3 separate regions of the Homo sapiens genome follow, and all the other regions are linked to region 2. A link is a contact called in ENCODE Hi-C or POLR2A ChIA-PET data. All regions are on one chromosome and are shown on one strand. The core of a region is the stretch at or near the end of the contact, and the rest is flanking DNA. Distances in the headings are between cores, read along the strand shown.

What was found. A loop is a pair of places that touch in the nucleus more often than their neighbours do. ChIA-PET counts read pairs that join two places held with the same protein, here RNA polymerase II (POLR2A). Pooled maps may share reads with other maps.
Region 1: a map of ascending aorta shows a loop between it and region 2 (5-fold over the local background). The contact joins the promoter of ABCC5 here to the promoter of MCCC1 in region 2. A Hi-C loop is called at or near these places in 3 of 168 maps with a recorded cell type or tissue (ascending aorta, mesothelial cell of epicardium and naive thymus-derived CD4-positive, alpha-beta T cell) and 12 of 50 pooled maps.
Region 3: a loop to region 2 is called in a map of CD8-positive, alpha-beta T cell, with 4 times the contacts of the local background. The contact joins the promoter of PARL here to the promoter of MCCC1 in region 2. A Hi-C loop is called at or near these places in 1 of 168 maps with a recorded cell type or tissue (CD8-positive, alpha-beta T cell) and 11 of 50 pooled maps. POLR2A ChIA-PET finds 5 or more read pairs at or near these places in 1 of 52 experiments (HEK293).

The regions. Positions count from the first base shown.
Region 1 is chr3:184,016,444-184,019,143 of GRCh38, reverse strand. It overlaps ABCC5 (ATP binding cassette subfamily C member 5), which reads left to right and starts at 1,260. Exons shown (of 30, transcript NM_005688.4): 1 at 1,260-1,314. RefSeq lists an enhancer at 863-1,042 and a silencer at 1,523-1,692.
Region 2 is chr3:183,098,175-183,100,874 of GRCh38, reverse strand. It overlaps MCCC1 (methylcrotonyl-CoA carboxylase subunit 1), which reads left to right and starts at 1,379. Exons shown (of 19, transcript NM_020166.5): 1 at 1,379-1,523. The coding sequence starts at 1,435. RefSeq lists an enhancer at 1,314-1,453.
Region 3 is chr3:183,883,573-183,886,272 of GRCh38, reverse strand. It overlaps PARL (presenilin associated rhomboid like), which reads left to right and starts at 1,393. Exons shown (of 10, transcript NM_018622.7): 1 at 1,393-1,551. The coding sequence starts at 1,427. RefSeq lists enhancers at 944-1,173, 1,214-1,263 and silencers at 1,213-1,363, 1,474-1,633.

The sequences.
Region 1 (2,700 bases), core at 11-2,510, 920 kb before region 2:
TATGCTGCTTTACGATACAGTAGTGTCTTCACACTAGCTAACTAGCTAGCTGTTATAAAGATGGACAAGTCACTTTACCTTCTCCTTCTTCCTCTTCCTCTTCTTCTTCTTCTTTTTTAATCTTTGAATTAAAAAAAAATACGGCGGGGTGAGGTGGCTCGCGCCTGTAATCCCAGCACTTTGGGAAGCCGAGGCGGGCGGATTACCTGAGGTCGGGAGTTCGAGACCAGCCTGGCCAATATGGCGAAACCCTGTCTCTACTTAAAAAATACGAAAATTAGCCGGGCGTGGTGGCGGACGCCTGTAATCCCAGCTACTCGGGAGGCTGAGGCAAGGAGAACTGCTTGAACCCGGAAGGCGGACGCTGCAGTGAGCCGAGATCGCGCCATTGCACTCCAGCCTGGGCAACAGAGCCAGACTCCTTAAAAAAAAAAAAAAACTCATAATACCTACTCATAGGGCTGTAATGGAGATTAAAGGAAACAAGAATGGTATGTAAAGCATCGGATACAAGGTAGGGAAGAACTCAACAGTGGCTTTTATTTAATGATGCTGAAGGTACCGATGAAACAGAGAAATAAAGGGATCAATCTTTCTGGGAGCTTCAGTTTCATTTATAAAAAGAAGAAGATGAGTTAGCATAACATTTCTAAGGCTCTTGCCACTTCTAAGACTGTGATCCTGGCATTTTATTATCTAGAGACCAGGCAGCGAGACATTGATGGGCAGTTGGTGTTAAAGTGAGAAAGGCGGTATCTGCGCAGACTGCAGGGTCGAACCATGAGCAAGCAATCGTATCTGCCACAACAGATAAGAACTGGGGCTGGCCGGCCTGACGACTCTCAACGGGTTAGACGCGGGCTACGATGACCTTCACGATCTTTTCTGGCAGCTACACGGCCACGCAGGGTGGGACTGCTCTGCCTACGAACAGCACTGTGTGCGAACACAGGGCCACGGTTAAGCCTCCCGGCTGCCTCCCCCAGGGAACACGACCCCTGAGAAGATTCCAGACAGTCTCGCAGAGGCACGGGGAAGGATGGAACAGAGCCGGGAGCTCGGTGGGAAGAGGGGCAGCCCGCACCGCCCCCGGGATGTCACCGGCGCTTCTGGGAAATGTAGTCCTTCGCCGCGTCCGCAGCCCTGGGCACTCGGAAGGAGGACTACAGTTCCCTTCAGCCTTGGGAATGCTTTGTGCAGCGCGCTTGCGCGGTGTGGCGGCCGATGCCGCTATAAAGGCTTGTTTTGCTGCAGGGCTCATGCTCGGGAGCGTGGTTGAGCGGCTGGCGCGGTTGTCCTGGAGCAGGGGCGCAGGTAGGTGATGGCTGCTGCCGCACCCCTGCCCTCCAGCTCGGTTGTCACGGGGATCACCCCTTTGCATTTCCTCGGGGCGTGGCGGGATGTGGCCAGGGCTGCGAGCAGTTCGGGGGACACTGGAGACTTGGGGAACGGCGTATGGCCTCCCCCTGGTCTCCTGCCGCCGCCTCCTAGGCCTGTGAGCCCGGGGTCTGGTGACGGGGTCGTGTGCTGGAAGACAGGCAGGTAGGATCGGGATGAGCGGGCAGGGACGCGGGCTACGTCCCTGGCCGCGGCCGCCAGGGGGCGCTGCGCCCGCGGGCCGTGGGTGTGGGTCGCGCTCGCCTGGGCAGGCCGGAGCGGGCTGTGGGAACGCCCTAGGGCCCGGGCATCCCAGGCGAAGCGGGTCTGAGAGAAACGCCCACCTGGGAGGCTGTGCAGCGGGTGGCTCGGGGCACCCTGCTCAACCCGCAGCGGAGCCGCCAGCGACCTTCGAAGTAAGTCATCCCCTTCGTTTTTGCAAGCGGGTAAATGGAGGTACGTGACATAAGCACGCGCAGCAAAGCCGTGGCTGTGCCGGGAACGCAGCCCAGATCTCTCCACGGTCATCCAGTGCTCTTTTCGCTTCTGCCACACAGAGCCGCGGGTGGCTTTGTGTTTATCACACAGGGGCCATTTGGTTTCTGCACAGACGGAGAGGCTGGAGGCAGGTGGGCACAGGAACGACGGGGAAAGTTTCAGGAGGTCTTGGAGGAGGAGATGGCTAGGTTTTACTGTGGTCCGCAGCGTGTATGAAAGGTGAGGCTGCTTGGAGACGCAACAAGTGGATTACAGTGGGTGTGGTAAATACGTATCCCTTTAGCGTGGTGTCTTCCTCGTGCAGCTTGAGGGCCTGGAGGTGATGGAAACCTACTCATGAGTGTTGGGATGACTGCAGCTTGCACACACCAGTCTGGTAATCCCGTGCAACTCTCCTCCTGCCATGCAGTTGAATCAGTATCATTGTGCAGGGAGAGTGTCTACACTTTTATCAGTGGAAAGAGAATCTTGGTAAAAAAGGGCAGCTGACTAAGTGGCCTCAACCCTATTGGGCACTTCTTTGGGGTTCTCCCACGTTGATTATTCTGCTTCTACCCTTGTACATGTCTGGACAACAGGTTTGTTTTTTACAAACAAAAATCCCTTCTCTTTCTTCCTCTCTTGATAGCTGAGGCAAGTGAGCATTTAAAAAAGATATTCCAACAACTTTAAAGGAGGACACGAGAAGATAGGGAAATATAAATAGTATCAGTAAAATGGCTGGCCTGGGGATCCATCCTTGCTTGCTTGCTTGCTTCAGACTGGGGCTTTGTTTCTTTCCAAACCTGTCAGGATTCCCAGCTCTTCGCCGGCCTCCACGTGGGG
Region 2 (2,700 bases), core at 130-2,629:
AGGGAGTGGGCTCCGGCCTTGGCCAGCCCAGAAAGGGGCTCCCACAGTGCAGTGGGGGACTGAAGGGCTCCTCAAATGCCACCAAAGTGGGAGCCCAGGCAGGGGAGGTGCCGAGAGCAAGCGAGGGTTCTGAGGACTGCCAGCACGCTGTCACATCTCAATGGGGGGTTACAAGACATGAGCCACAGCACCCAGCGTAGTTAATATTTTATTTAGAATTTTTCCACTGATACTTACATGTGAAATTGGTCTGTCGTGTGTGTGTGCGTGATATCTTTGTTGATTTTGGTATCAAAGTTATGTTTACTTTTTAAAAAGAGTTTGGAAGACTTCCATCTTTTTTGTGCTCTGGGACAGAATTAATAGCATTTGAGTCAATTACTCATTTGTGTGGAATTTTCTTGCAAGACATGGAGGGCTTTTGTAACTTTTAGGGGTGAAGGTGAAGGTGAAAGTGGGCCATGGTGGTAGCAAGGATAGTTCTTTGATAAACTTCTCTATTTTTTCTGTGGTAACGGTTTGCTTAAATTTTGTCTCTTCCAGGATCTATTTTGATAAATTGTATTTTCTTGTAACATCATCCATTTCATCCAGAGTTTTAAGTTCACTTGAAGTTAAGCAAAATTAGCATCTTACAAATCTATAATTTGTTTCCTGTGTCTGTGATTTTCCCCTGCTTGTTTTTTAAATCATGTCAAATGTGCATTTTTCTCTATTTCTGATTAGATAACTATTTTATTTTTTGTGAACCTGTGGGTTTATTAGTCCTTTGACACTGGTTTCCTGAATTCATTTATTTATTCCTTTATCTTCCCTAATTTCTCCCTCCTGCTTTCCTCATGAAGCATCTACATGTAGTGTTTACAGTTTCTTTATTCTCTAGATGTTCCTCAGTTTGCTCTTTGACTTCCTCTTTTTCCCAATAGTCAGTTAGAATACCTGTTTTAAGCTCAGGTGGTTTAAAGATTTTCACTTTAGCTTATTTATTTTTTCATCCCTGAGAGCACTAGAGAATTGTGTATCCTGCTGTCCATCCGCATTTGGCTTCTTCCCCAGGGTTCTTCTCCCAGAAGGTGACGAGAGCGAAGAAACCCCACGGGATGCAGGAAGAAACAGTGACAGGCAACCAAGAGGGGGAGGATGGAGAAAACCCTTGCCTTAGTCAGAGCAGGCCCCAGGGGACGCAGAAACAAAGGCCACACCCCCACGAGCACGTGGCCAGACTGCCCAATCGTCGCTACTGAAGCCGGGCTCTGGTCTTTGATTGGTGTTCGTGGAGACGCCCTCACATTCTTGGATCAGCCCAAAGGTAGGCTCAGGCTCCGACGGTGGCCGGCGGGGGTCACGAGGCTTCGTAGTGGAGGAACGGGTTTGGCGTGTGGGACGCAGCTGCCTCTGTACTGGGGAGTCACGGAGTGGCCGGGCTCCAGGGACATGGCGGCGGCCTCTGCGGTGTCGGTGCTGCTGGTGGCGGCGGAGAGGAACCGGTGGCATCGTCTCCCGAGCCTGCTCCTGCCGCCGAGGTGGGTGGAGGGGCCATGGCTCAGTGGGCAGAGGCGGGAGCGAGGGGTGCACGGACCCGCGTGAGCGGTGGGAGGTGCGGCGGAACCCAGGGTCGGTGTGGGGAGGACGGTAGGAAAACCCCAGGCACTTTCGGAGGGGTTCTGCCGGCAGTCACGGCGTCGGGAGGAAGACATCCCCACCAGCCCTTCCCTTTCTCCCCGCTTCCGCACATCCACGCTTCAGCGCGCCTTTGGCTTCTGTTTTTCCATTTCTGAGGACTGGGCCCGCCATCCTCCAGGCTCCCCTCGCCGTCGCTGCAGCTCGTAGCCGTTTACATCGGGCTTTCGCAGCACCCCTTAGGTGGGAGCGTTGTTATAATCCGGTTCCGGGGAAGCCCAAAGGGATCAACGACTTCCTCAACGAAACACAGCTAGTAAGAAATGGGGCCGGGATGCCCTCAAAGCCATTTTTCAGTTCAGCTGTGCCCCATCAGGTGTCCAGTTCAGAGAAAGACTCCTGGAGTTCCTTCTCATTGTTAGAAGAGTGAAGTTGTCAAGAAGAGCAAATGTACCTTCCACAGAGCTGGGAAATTATTTTGTCAAAAACTCTTGTACCCAAGTTTGAACAACGCTATCAGATGACTCAGTCTAGCTCACCTGACTCCAGCTCTGTTTCAAATTTTGAGCTCTAAGCTTTGGTGGCAATAACTCTGGCAGTGAAAAAACCCTCAGGCTTGTAGATAGCTTTGCTTCTTTGTCTTCTTTTGCTTCATCGTTATCATCCTTCATCATTCTGGAAAGATTGACAGTTTAGTGTTCAAGGGCACAGACTCTGCAGTCAAGGCTGAGGTCTTAGTTAGCTACTCACTAGGTGTGTGACTTTGGGTAAGTTACTTAATATTTCTTCTTTAATTTCCTCACCTTGGAGATGATACGAGTACCTTGGGTTGTGAAAACTAAATGAATTAATTCATGGAATGAGGTTTAAGCACAATCTGGTACATAAGATCAGTCTATAAATGCAAACTCAACCATTTATATGAACGTTTGCTTGCTTTTATTTTCCAGAAATATTGTAGATGCCCTTTTTAGTTACTTAATTGTAGGAGTGCCCCAGAGAAACATAAGAAAGTTGTTGGAAGTTGGCGGGGCGCGGTAGCTCACGCCTGTAATCGCAGCACTTTGGGACGCCGAGGCG
Region 3 (2,700 bases), core at 144-2,643, 790 kb before region 2:
AGATATAGTGTCTTCTCAATTGTATCCCCAGGTTTAACATATCACCTGACACACTGTAGGTGCTTAATAAGAGCTTATGGAATGAATGAAGTGCTATTGCAGAGATAAGCATAAAGCGGTATGTGAGTACAAAGGAAGGGAATCTAAATTGGAGTGGAGGTCTGGGAAAGGCCTCCTGGAAGAGGTGACACTTGAGGCTGACCTGAAGGACAAGTCGGTTAGATGTTTCAAGTGGTGAGAACGGTAGCATGAATGCTCAGCAGTGGGAACGCGGATGGTGCCTTTGAGTAATGGCCAATGACTGTATGGCTGCAGCTAGGGTCGGGGGGAATGGAATGGCAGGGAATCAAGCTAACTGACAGGTAGTTGAGGGATGGATTATGAAAAAGTGAAAGCCCGCTTTTCATTTCAGGCTTGGATTTTGTGTTTATTTACTTATTTATTTATGAGAAAGGGTCTCACTCTGTTGCCCAGGCTGGCACGATATCGGCTCACTGCAACCTCCCGAGTTCAAGTGATTCTCCCACCTCAGCCTCTCGAGTAGCTGGGATTACAGGTTTGCGCCACCACGCCCAGCTAATTTTTGTATTTGTATTTGTAATTTTTTTGAGACGGATCTCGCTCTGTCACCTAGGCTGGAGTGCAGTGGTCCAATCTCGGCTCACTGCAACCTCCGCCTCCCAGGTTCAAGCAATACTCCTGCCTCAGCCAACTGAGTAGCTGGGATTACAGGCCCCTGCCACCATGCCCGGCTAATTTTTGTATTTTTAGTAGAGACGGGGTTTCACCATGTTGGCCGGGCTGGTATCGAACTCCTGACCTCAGGTGATCCGCCGGCCTCGGCCTCCCAAAGTGCTGGGATTAAAGGGGTGAGCCACCCCGCCCGATAGGCTTGGACTTTGTTAAAGGCATACAGAATAACACGAAGTGGTGAGATGCAGAAAAAAGTAGTAATTTAAGAAAACTTGGCTTGCCACGTTGGTTCCTCTAGGGACCAGCCCTGCAACTCCGGGCAAGTCCTATCCCCTCTGACCAGAGGCAAAGTGAAACAGTGATGACATCTACCTCTAGCAGTGCTGTGACGATTAAATGCGATCTTAGGCAAAGCGCCTGGTATGTGCCGTTACTCGAAAAAATGACAGTTGTCCCTCTTCGCTCTGGCCCCATCCTCCTCATCTGCAAATGCCGGGAGGCCGGGCCACTCTCGCAGGTCGCTCCCGGAGCCAGCTGAGCAGTGGGAGGGGAAGCGGTGGGACAGAAGGGCGCCAGCCAGTCGTCCGGGCACCGTGGCTGGTTCGGCTGCCGCTCAGCCGCGCGGGGGCGCTCTAGACTGCTCCTCGTGCTCTATGGTGTTGCCTTCGCCCCGGAAGTAGTTGCGCAGCTGGGGTTGGTAAGGTCGGGCCATGGTGGGGCAGAGGTTGGGAAGATGGCGTGGCGAGGCTGGGCGCAGAGAGGCTGGGGCTGCGGCCAGGCGTGGGGTGCGTCGGTGGGCGGCCGCAGCTGCGAGGAGCTCACTGCGGTCCTAACCCCGCCGCAGCTCCTCGGACGCAGGTAATAGCCGCCGCGCTCTGGTCTTCTCGCCTCTTGGTCCCTGAGCTCTGGCCGTGTATCCTCGGGGGCGGAGGCCGTCTGGGCCTCTTGTGCTGGCCCCAGCTCACCCCCTTCACCTTACCTGCCCCTTCTCTCTCCTCTCTCGCCTCCGTCCAGTCCTCGCTTCTCGCTCCCCTTGCCCAGCCCAGCCCCCCGCGAGCCTGCGCTTTCTCCTTTCCCATTGGGAAGGACGTGACTGGAAGGGGAACTAAGCTGAGGGTTCATTGCGTGCCACACTTCATAATCGCGAGTGGAAACTGTTGAGCCAGTTTCTGAAGTGAAGAAGTTAGTACAGCTGGCAGAATGGCGGTTTTTATTCTTTTTCCATCTAATTATAAAGGTTGTGTTCCATTACAACCAGTCGCCTTCTTTAGCTTGTGATCTAAGGGAGGACGAAGTCTGATGGAAGGTATCACTTTGTGTCTGGCAAAGTCGTAGGAGAGGCTTTATTGTTGAATTGAGACAGTGGAAGATTTCGTTTCCGGTTGATTTGGAAAGAAAACTGCCGAACCTTCCGAGTAGAAGTGTGAAGCGTATGGTTGATCAGTATTGCTGATTTTTGCATCACAGTAATTCATTTCTAATTTGAGAGAGAAGAGAGAAATTCCTCACCTGTTTAAGAATCTGATGTGCATTTGGCTTTGAAAATTTTCCTCCTCTTTTGTTCAAAACTTCATTCCTTCCAATTTCTGACTTGGTTAGATGGGTGCCTCGAATCCACCTGATTGCTGATAAGAAACATTGTTTATCAACACGTGGGATAGTCAGTGGTAAATAATCGAGGCTCTAATGTGGCGGAGCCATTGCCTAATCTCAAGGATCACCTGAAGAGTTTGTATGGATTTTATGTCCCAGGCCTCACCCCAGTCCTCCCAAATCACAATCAGGAGAGGGGTGGGTGGAGTGGAAGAACCTATATGTCCGACAAGCATTCCAGGTGAATTTTATCAGGGACTTGTGAAAACTTTACATACATTGTATCTTCATACACTAACATAGATCTGTCAGGCACTAATCTTAAACTCCTGGGGAGGTGGAAAATGAGGACAGATGGAGGTGGTAATCCCATTTGAGATTGCATGGTTTAAGGGGGAAAGAAAAGATTAATAC